2 separate regions of the Homo sapiens genome follow, and region 1 is linked to region 2. The links are chromatin loops, found by intact Hi-C in ENCODE. Cell type or tissue: HepG2. All regions are shown on one strand. Each heading gives the region's core, and the rest is flanking DNA. Links, peaks and the distances in the headings are about the cores only. Region 1 overlaps MKKS (MKKS centrosomal shuttling protein). Region 2 overlaps SNAP25 (synaptosome associated protein 25).

Region 1 (5,389 bases), core at 166-5,165, 140 kb after region 2:
ATCTAAATTCAAATTCTGTAGATGATTGGCAAAAACTTCCATTATGGGATACAATAGTTACTAAATGGAAGCACTTAGCTACATGAAAAAAATTATAAAGATATCAGATATTCAAAATTGACTTTTCCTTCAGATTAAGAGATAGCTTTATTTAGACAGCTGAAACAGGGCCTTGTAGGAGATGTTTAGTCTCTTTGACTATTCCCCAAAGATTATCAGGAAGGAATAACCTAACTAATTGTATGTTTTGTCAAGGCCTGCATTGATTTTTTACATGATAATTTTAAATAACCTGCATAATGTATGTGATGGTAAACAACATTATTTTATTTTAAAGTTATCCAAAGAACTGCTCAACAATATGAACAACAATATGAAAATACATAGTACAATGGCTGATTTATGGTTACTTCAAATTTCTTGTCTACAATGTAAATGCCTAAGTAGCTTTGATAATACAAACCAAATGAGTTCAAGGATACCTATAATAAAAGATATTAATGTGATATAGTTTAAATATCTTGTGTAAAATACTTCACTTACATAAAGTGCTTCAGTCTAACAGTTGACTTACAATGTCTAACATATAAAGACTCTCTAATATGGTACAAATGGAAGAATTAAAGGGTAGGATATCTATAAGACCAAATAAGTATTTGATTAAAAGTTTCCTTTATTTGCTGTAGCTCTCCACTTTCTTCCTTGCTGCTAAAATCCTAATGCCTTTTGATTAATAAGATGATAATCCTGTTGGACTCCTATGGTTGAATAACGTTTAATGTTACATGTCCTGAGAGTCCCACGAAATTATTGAGCAGCTGTCACCGACTTCATTTTCTTCTTCACACTCTCCCTTTCCTTTTCCACAGCGATCACGGTTTCCCATTCTCTCTCCTGAGGTACTTCATAATGCAATATTCAGACCTCAATCTTACTTTAAGTCACAAAACACTGCCTGAGGCTTACCTTAGTTGCTATTTTTACTTATCATTTATTTCTGCCAAAAGGAACTCCTCTAAAATTATTTTCATCAAGAATTTTCATTTCATGTTTTATCATCTAAGTTTGAACGCTAATTTTCTTGAACTATAGAGGAAGGTTTTTTTTCTCTTTTTTTCTATTTCCAGTGTTTTCTGCTAGGGATTATTATAACTTTAGGAAACATAGAGGTATTTGTAAATATATTTTAACGAATTTGTGATATATTCAAAATAAGAGCATTGATGTTTCACTAAGGAATGTAATCAAATTGTATGGCAAAGCTAAAAATGATAGAATTTAAAAAGTGGCTATCGTGAAAAGTAGAAGCCCCTAATCTATAAGATCAATTGGAGAGGTTCGCTGTGTCACCCCTTCTTGGAGGAACTTGAAAAAATGCAGGATAAGGGCAAAGAGAACCAGGACAATACCCAACTCCTATGTGACACATTGTAAACACATGTGATAAAGAACCCTTCTTTTAGGTTGGGGTGATGATAAAAATGCAAAGGCATGGCATCAAGAATGCTTTTTTCCATTTATGTGACCAAGTTTTCAGTAAATAATTTATTACAAATAAGCTTTTCCTCCTGCCTTTATTAGATAGCTATTGCTGTATAAGAAAGTACATCCCAAATTTGACTTAAAACAACATTTATTATCTCACAGATTTTGTGGGTTAGGAACCAACCTGGGAGTAGCTTAGCTGGCTTTTTTGCATCAGGGTCTCTCGTGTGGCTCCAGTGGTAGGGCTATACTCAACTCAAGGTTCCACTGGGGAGAACCTGCTTCCAAATTCACTCTTGTGGTTATTGGTACGATTCAGTTCCTTTTGAGCTGTTGGCTAGAAGCCTCCCTCAACCCTTGCTATGTGGGCCTCCCCAGGGGGCAGTTCCCAACATGACAGCTGGCTTCCATTGAGAGAGAAGGCATCAAGAGACAAACTCATCTTTTTACCACCAAATATCAGAAGTGATATCCTGTCCCTTCTGCTGTATTCTATTCATTAGAAGCTAGTCATTAGGTCCCACCTACACCCAGAGAGTGAACCACCAGGAAGTGAGATTATTGGGAACCATCTTAGAGGCTGCCTACCACATGCAAAATACGTCCCCCCTACTCCTCAGATCCTCAAAAGTTTCACTTTTGCATTACAACATCAGCTCAAAGTTCAGAATCTCATAATTGGAATCAAGTCAGGGTGATATCATAACTGGAATCACCCCAGGCTTCCTCAGGAGGTAGTTCTTTAAGTACAGTTCCTGGAACACAGTTGCTTTCCATCTGTAGACCCATGAAACTAGAGAAAAGTTATCTGCCTTCTACTCACAGCATAAAATTATGGATAAGGCATAACCATAACCATCACCATAACATTCTGTCCACAAAGCTGGGAAATGGGAGACATAAAGGAGTCACTAAGTCTAGCCCATGCTCAAGGGGAGGAAATTATGCAAGGTCTGAAACTAGGAGGTGGGGCCACCTTAGAGGCTGCCTACCACACTGCCCTTCTATTTGATTGTAATAATAAAAGGAGTAAAACTTTTGATAAATATTTTATGAGACTTCAGGTGGGGCTGATACCTAACATATATGGATGGCATTGCTGCTTGTATTGCTAGTTTTTTCCTTTGGCTCAGAGTAAAAATTCTTTTTGATTACAAGAATATCAGAGGAAATTGTTTAACAATTCTATTTCTCTTTATCATGGCTATAGATCTGATCATTGACTATTAGGTTGGTTTGTTTCCCAAAAATTTCCAAAATATTTTCCTAAAGTTTAATACAACATTTGTTATAGCTCCATGCTTATTCATGTGGCTGCCTTCTATATTTCTTCTTCAATTTATCAATACATCTTATATTTGCATAAAATTCAAACTACATCCCTTGGTGAAACATAATGTCTCTACTTTGAACATGGGAGATTTTCTACTTTCTTTTTCATACTATTGACTAGAGAAATAACTTCCCCTTCCCTTTATGCTGCTTTCTGAAGTCCTGCTAGAATACTCCTTATTGTCCTTCCTTTTTCTATCAGTCTATGGTTCTCAACCAACAACAGTTTTGCTCTTCGGGGGACATTTGGCAATGTCTGGAAACATTTTTGGTTGTCACAACAGGAGGGTGCTACTGGCATCTAGTGTGCAGAGGCCAGGGATGCTGCTCAGTAAGCTGTAATGCACAGGGCAGCCTCCGTACAACAAAGAATTATGGGGCTCAGAATGTCAATAATGCCAAAGTTGAGAAACCCCAGTGTAAAACAAACCAGTCCTTCTTCCCACTTTAAAAATGAAGACATTACAATGTTGCTTTAGCCTTGGTTACTATATAAATCTACTTTTTCCCCCCAAAAGCAAACATTTCCCCAAAATAACAAAAATGTGGAGTTGTGATATAAACTACAAATTGCAGGCAAACCAGGTTCTACTCAATTACCTAACCACTGAAGAATATAGCTTGAGATAAAGGGCATGGAGAAAAGTGAAATTTTACTAAATGTGCAGTTTGAATACTTCTTTTGATTGAGCAATATATACTGAATGTTTTGTGACACTTTGAGATCTAGTTTTATACTTTAAGCATATGTAATTACTGCTAACTGGAAAATATCTAAAATATGTATATCCAAACTAGAGCATGGATTAGGAGTCTTTTTTATTTGTTTGCTCTCAAAATGATGCCAACATAACAAAAATTTAGAACAATGTACAGCAGCCAGTATAGAATCCCTAAGATAACTATAATATTTTTAAATAAATAATGCTTCATATTTTTATTGTTTCATGGCATTTCCATTCACGAATCACCTTTTTTCCTAAATAAGTGTATCTATAATTTTATGAGTCATTTGTCCAAATATGTAGAACAGGGCTTTGGGAGAAAACAAATACACTCACAATTTTTCTCAATTGCCAACAGACTAGTTTATTTGTTTCTCTTGTAATACGAACATGCTATTCTCTTAGTTTTTATCTTCAATAACATATGAAAGATCCAAAATCAAATTGGCTGTCTCTACAGCCACCTGTAGGCCACTAAGCTTTGCAGTCAAACAGTCCAAGGTCAGGTTGCTGGCTGAGCCCACAGCTTCATGTGGAAGGCAGCTTTGTGGCACAAATGGACGACGTGTGCTTCTTAAGAAAGACCAGTTGAGTTCTTCCTGGCTATTGTATAATCCACAGCCACACTGTGAAAGCAAATCTGGCCAGTTAGCAACACAGGGAGAATCTGCCTGAACTGACCAAAGGTGTCCATACTTCATGTCAGTGAGAATTTCACCTCCATCATGTTCTAAAGAGCCAACAACAGATTCTAGGGCACTGCAAAATGCTTCAGCAATTAATTGAAGTTCTGTTTGAGTACATTCATCATCTTTGAGAATGCTTTCTGGGTCGTTGTGAGTCTAAAGAGTAATAAAAACATTGAAAACACATACAAAGCAATTAATATAAAATGTTTCAGAAAAATAAGATACTGAAATCAAAATCTTATTCCTAAAGTAATTACTTACTTTCATTTAATTTGGGGTCTGGCACAATGCTAACGGGCTTGTATGGGTCAGCCGGCCGGGTTGCAAACCCTTAACTAGGTTGGTTATAGTAAAAATGTATTAAAAATGTATATACTACCAGTCATGTTACCAGAATGAGTGAATCAGAATAACCCCACCATCAGCTTATTCTGAATGAGGCTTGGTAGTGCCTCCTTAATACATGAAGGACTAGGCATAATACATGTATTACAGGTTTTTCTGCACACAGGAGGAAGTTCCTGAAGACTGATGTCCCAAATGGAGTACTTATTTATCTCTGCAAAATGTTTGAGATTTGCTTAAAATGGGAATGCACATATTTTTATTTGGAAATCATGATGTAAATTTTCATATCAATGTTTTAAAAATGAATATTCTTCTCTTTAAATTAATGAAAAGGTAATAAGACCTTAAACAGTCTTCTGGTTCCACTATTTAAAAATGTTTATCCTAGAAATTCCATGATAAAAAGAAAAATTAATATATAGCCATGCACCACATACCAACACTTCAGTCAATGATAGACTGCATATACAACAGTGGTCCCATAAGATTATAAGGCCATATTTTTACTAACCTTTTCTGTGTGTTGATATGTTTAGATACATAAATACCATTGTGTTACAATTACCTACAGTATTCAGTACAGTAATATGCTGTAAGGGTTTGTAGCCTAGGAGCAATAGGCTATACCACATAGCTTAGGAGTGTGGTAGGCTCTACCATGTAGGTTTGTGCAAGTACACTCTATATTGTTTGCACAACAATATTGTCTAATGATGCATTTCTCAGAATATATCTTTGTTAAGCAACATGTCTGTATTAGCAAACTAATAACTGAATGATGGGTTAAAAAATCCATATCTTAACTGCTTA
Region 2 (5,389 bases), core at 252-5,251:
TACCCTCATACCCTCAATCATTTTTAGTACAATGGGATTTCAAAGCCCTTGACCACATTGTTCTCCTCCCAGCTTTAAGGTAACTACAAACGAATGAGTATGAACATGTGATTCAGGAAATCGCTTTTTCTGTGGGCTTCCAGATCCCAGGATAAAGGTACCTACACACACCCTAAATGTTCCACTTCTATTCCCTGAGCCACCACACCCTAGACCTTGCTCAAACTCAGAGCCTCTCTTTGCCAAGCTTCCCTTGCCTACGTTTGCACCCTCTACATGGGTCAGACATATGGAAACATAGGCAAGAATGTGGGTGTGTGATCCATCCCCTTATCTATAGCAATGAATTCCCCAGCATAGCACATATACCTTCAGTGGCTGGTGAAATGAGCTTAGGAGGATGATAGATGAAATTTGCAATATACATTTTAGTAATTGTGTATCTACTTTAATGTATATTAAACAAACATAATTAGCCATAACATTTCTGATTTTATAGATATTATTACTTAGAATGAGGCTAGGTTTGAAAGGTGCGTTAAAATCAATGATTTTAAAAAGACTTAGGGAATTAACAATGTAGCGTGCATTTATGCCTAAATTGTGAAGAAAACATAAGAGGCCCAGGGTTTTGGAAAAACTATTCACAAGGATAATGAGTTCAGGATATGGGGACCCTGGCCAGAGTTGTCTTCACCATAAGTACTTTTTCTAGGAAAACAGAAATTATGTTGATCAGCATTATTTACCTGCCAAACTGTTCATCTTTTCTCCAGAAGGCAGTAAAAAATAACACAAAGTGCCAAAACGCAATGAGTTTAGCAACACAAACACCACTGATTCTTTGATAAATACCATACAGCTCATGTGCCTGCTTTTAATTCAGGAGAGAAAGCCTTCTATACCAAGGCCAGCACCCACCAGAGAAGATCTAAGTCAGAAAAAAGTAGAGTTTTAGTTTTGCTATGGAAGGATGATATCATGAAATATAAAAATAGCAATTGTCTGAAATTAACAGTAGGAAAAAGACAGGCTACATTGGCCTTAGTCCTGTTATTTTTATATATTCTAAAAACATTCTCAACTAGCATAGACGAGTCCCTTCCTCTCCACTATTTTGATGTTTGCCATTTCAAGGATACCTTAAGGTGAGCCCTAGATTGGGACTTAAAGATTCAGGCTCTGCGTGACTCTGTAGTTTCAAGTTACTCCACCTTTCTGAGCTTCCCTTCCTCCTGTGACAAATGACACCCAGTAATCCTCAAGTTCTAGCCATTCTGTGATATTCTGAATGTGGAGTCTTCAAATCCAAGTAAGTTCAGCCAAGCTGAGAACACAGAGAATTTTTGTTCTTTTTCCCCTCTTTTCCTGATTCAGTGGTTTGTTGATTCCTCTAAGTACATGGCGTCCAGCTATCCATACGTGATAAAAAAAAAATAGCTCATAAACAAGTGGAAGTTGTCTTCGGTTGGATTCCTCAGAAGCAGACCCTTAGACAGGGATTTATGTGATAGTGATTTATTAAGGCAGTGCTCGCAGGAGAAACCAGAAAGGGAGTTTGGAGAAGGACAGTGGGGACACAAGGAAGCCAAGCCAAGGAGCCCTTGCCAGCAGGGTCCCAACTTTGGCATGATCCTGAGAGAATCTTTGGAGTGTACATTACACCTTATGGTTTGTCTCACCTTAAGGCACAGAAGCAGTACAGGAGCTAGTTTTTTGTACTCCTCTGCCAGTCAGTTGTTAGCTAGGGGCCTGCCCTGGGGGTGGGCGGTGGGGGGAGTAGTGGGTCAAAAGCTCCCAGGTACTTGCTGCCACTCCCAGTGGATCAGGCGAAGCAACCCTGGGGTGCTCTTTTTTTTTTTTTTTTTTTTTTTTTTTGAGACGGAGTCTCGCTCTGTCGCCCAGGCTGGAGTGCAGTGGCGCAGTCTCAGCTCACTGCAAGCTCCGCCTCCCAGCTTCATGTCATTCTCCTGCCTCAGCCACCCGAGTAGCTGGAACTACAGGCGCCCGCCACCATGCCCGGCTAATTTTTTTGTATTTTTGGTAGAGACGGGGTTTCACTGGCTTAGCCAGGATGGTCTCGATCTCCTGACCTCATGATCCGCCCGCCTCGGTCTCCCAAAGTGCTGGGATTACAGGCGTGAGCCACCGCACCAGGCCAACCCTGGGGTATTCTTACAAAGAGGGTCACAGGCACAGAAACACGGAGATGACCACAAAGAACCCCTAAGGGAGCTGAGCAGATACCCAATAACATTGACTACTGAAGGCAAAACTGTTACTAAGCCTGAATACATACCAGCTTCCTTCCAGGTGTTGGTGTGGTCATAGCAGCACAGAAATAGTTTGGTTTTCATGAGAATGGTGGGAGTGGGGTCTTTCTGTTTGGTCTTAGAATCTGTCTGTTCACGCACTCCTGAGAGGAATCATTTTGTTTAGGGTATAACAAGACTTTCTTTTATTGTGGCCAAGTGTTAGCCCCACAGAAGATTACTCATCTCCCAAGAACCAAGCTGTGTACCTCAGAATACAAACATTTTCATCAGTTCTGTCCTAGGATGGGGAAGGAAGAGACCCAAACGCAAAGGTTTCTTGCGAGAGCTCCTAAAACCATCCCTAAGGGGCGGTTCTCCACTCCAGCTTCAGGCTGGATGCGGCTGCACTAACAGTAGCACTCTGTAAATATTGGTTAAATGAATGAACCTGTTACCGTGGTTTGTTTAACTATGAACAGAATCAATGAGACAAGATTGGGGCCCCTCTTCTCTCCTGGTCAGTGAGGCTGCTGTGCTTTGGCTCCTAAGTAAACAATCAGGAACTGTTGCATAATACAAACCACAGGGCTAAATACCCATTTAGCCACATTTGCAAAACAGACAAAAGAAACATTGGCATTTTCGAAAAAGAGAGATTTAGGCATAATCAGTGTTGGTTGTGGCTGGATGCCCTGTTACAATTAAGAAATGCCAATGCTGGCTGCATTTCAATGCCAGGCCTCCCCAGACCCAGCACCCTAAAATACAAAACCCAAGCAGAGGCCGCTTTTCACGATGCTGTCACTAATCCTGGACTAGCCCAGGGAAGGGGCATATCAGGGAAGCCAGACTTCCCTTCTCAGAAGAAACCAGATCAAGACTGTGCCTATTTATATCCAGACATACAGATATAGAATCCCATTTAGGAATGGTGTGGGGTGGAATGTTCTGGGAAATAGATTAGCCAAGCTTGAAAGGAATTGGGCTTTAATGCTAGTGCCTCTTCTCAGAGACACTGTGGGAGAGGGTGACAATTCTGTGGGCTGGTTAAAGTACTTGTCACTTGAGATTGTTCTTCAGCCAAATTCTCCTATAAGAAGCATACTAATGGTGTTTAACACATGCTATGTTATCAGATATTGAAAACAACATAGTGGGAAGGAAAAGGGACCACCACCTCAGATCAAGATGGCCTCCTCAATGCTGGGGAGCCGCGTTCTTGTGTTTTTGGATAGTTTGGATAGTTTGGATAGTTTATCATAAGGTTACCCTTATGGGAAACCAGAGTTTCCCACTGGATCCTTGCAAAGACCTTCAGCCCTAAGTCATGCTACACATGGATCCTTCCACTCTGGGGGACCATAAGAAGGACCTGTGGTTGTTGTTGAAAATGCAGATGCTAGCCCGACCTCCACAGATTGCTTTCCATAGGTAATGTAACTGGGAATCTGCATTTTAGCAAGCAACTAAAAAAGATTTTGATGCAAGGAGATCTCAGACCATGCTTTTTTTTTTTTTTTTTTTCTGAGATGGAGTCTCGCTCTGTTGCCCAGACTGGAGTGCAGTGGCGCGATCTCGGCTTACTAAGAGGCCCTGTTATGAGCCACTGTGACTCATCTGTTATCCAGAAAATGGGTGTAAAATAGATGCAAGATGGTATATCAATTCATTCACAAGACATGTGTTCATCATATTTGAAATATAATCTTTTGATTTAAGTAGGAAATAGTTTAAAACCAGTATTTCCTGCTATGAAAAGAGGAGATTGAATTTCATGCACAGGAATATTCAAAAATACAATAACAAGGAGCCAAGTCCATCCCATGCTTTAGAAAATTTACAACTATGAACACGGCAGATTTAAGAAGTGTCCATTCTTAGTGATAGAAATGTAAACAGAAACTTACAGCATGTTATCTGCTGAAAGTACTTTTTGCTCTGGTCCTTAGTTTGCCTTAAAACATAAGCTTTAATTATTTGCAGAGGGAGAAGAATAATTTATCAGCACCATCCACAGAGTCTCCAATGCACAAAATCCTCAGTCTCTTCTTCCTCTGTCTTACAGAACAAGACTTCACAAACCTTGTTATTTGGGAGAGACAGAACATCGTCAGTGTGCTTTTTCTAATAACTATCTTCTCTTCATTTTCTGAATACAAGAATTTATCTCATGGAAATCAGTCATTTTGTCCACCCTCCAGTGCAGGGCACCATTAGGAGACTCAGAACCCATGGCCCCGTGGAGCTTTCAGTCAGCTTGGGAGGTAAATGATGTTGGGAGTCTGTAGGACATGTGAATTGGTGAGGTTAAAATAACATCGCGTGGTCAAGAGTGGAGCACAGGCACAGAGTCACCCCCAAGGTGGGAACTCCACCTCTCACACCTACCAGCCTAATATGGAGATAATGTGATTTAGGGCAGCACTTCTCAAACTTAGTGCTTGATATGTTGTTCAGTACGTGATCCAATCCAATAAGTCTGGGGTGGAACTCCTAACAAGCTCCCTGGTGAGGCCGATGCTGGTCTGGGGAACACATTTGGAGTACCAAAGGTTTGGGGGTTTCTATATAATCCCCCTAGTTTCATATAAAGTTCTTAGTTTGATTCCTATCACATTGCAAGTTCTTGACAAATAACTATTATTATGAAGAGTGTTTTGACAACTAACAGTTGTGCGGCATAGAATGTTAGAATAGATGCAGCTGATTTTGCCTAACAGGGAAAGGCTGCTTCAAACCTGGGGCAAATTCTGATGATTCAGAAAATGGAAGGAATCACCTCTTCACCAGTTTCACTCACCCTTTCAATGAGGGGACTTAGGGAGTTGTCTCAGCAGCAGTCACTGTGCTTAACAATATATTCCCTTAGAATAAGTGCTTTGCATCTTACGGTTGCATTCTCTTCAAGAAATTTCATCCAGTGAAAATAATAGCACCAAACCCATTTTTGATCATATTCCCATGCCATTACAGTCAGGGAAAGAGATTATTAGTCTCCAAACAAATCCAAGTACTGGCTCTTTCTGGAGGGCAAGAATAGAAACCCAGAGAAAAAAAGGTGGCTATTGTGAGCCAAATGAGAGCACATTAACCCATGACTTAGATGCTTAGATGCATTAGTTTGATGTTGTTGC

What was found. Hi-C counts contacts between places; a loop is a spot of excess contacts. Peaks named below come from ENCODE experiments on the same cell type or tissue, not always from the same donor. Only the 100,000 strongest peaks of a DNase experiment are listed, where the experiment ranks them.
Region 1: it touches region 2 in a loop (2.2-fold over the local background); 1 of 110 quality-filtered maps calls a loop at or near these places.

What each region holds. Positions count from the first base shown.
Region 1 is chr20:10,401,304-10,406,692 of GRCh38, forward strand. MKKS (MKKS centrosomal shuttling protein) reads right to left here. Exons shown (of 6, transcript NM_170784.3): 6 at 1-4,384. The coding sequence ends at 3,944. Among named protein-coding and RNA genes, the nearest start is that of MKKS, 30 kb to the right of the region's middle. In HepG2, for the core only: CTCF peaks have their summits at 3,132 and 4,042 (motif pointing left); no DNase peak of the experiment used is centred there.
Region 2 is chr20:10,261,159-10,266,547 of GRCh38, forward strand. All of the region lies in intron 1 of SNAP25 (synaptosome associated protein 25), which reads left to right. Among named protein-coding and RNA genes, the nearest start is that of SNAP25-AS1, 44 kb to the left of the region's middle. In HepG2, for the core only: no CTCF peak of the experiment used is centred there; a DNase peak (open chromatin) is centred at 2,763; H3K27me3 peaks cover 1,494 bases.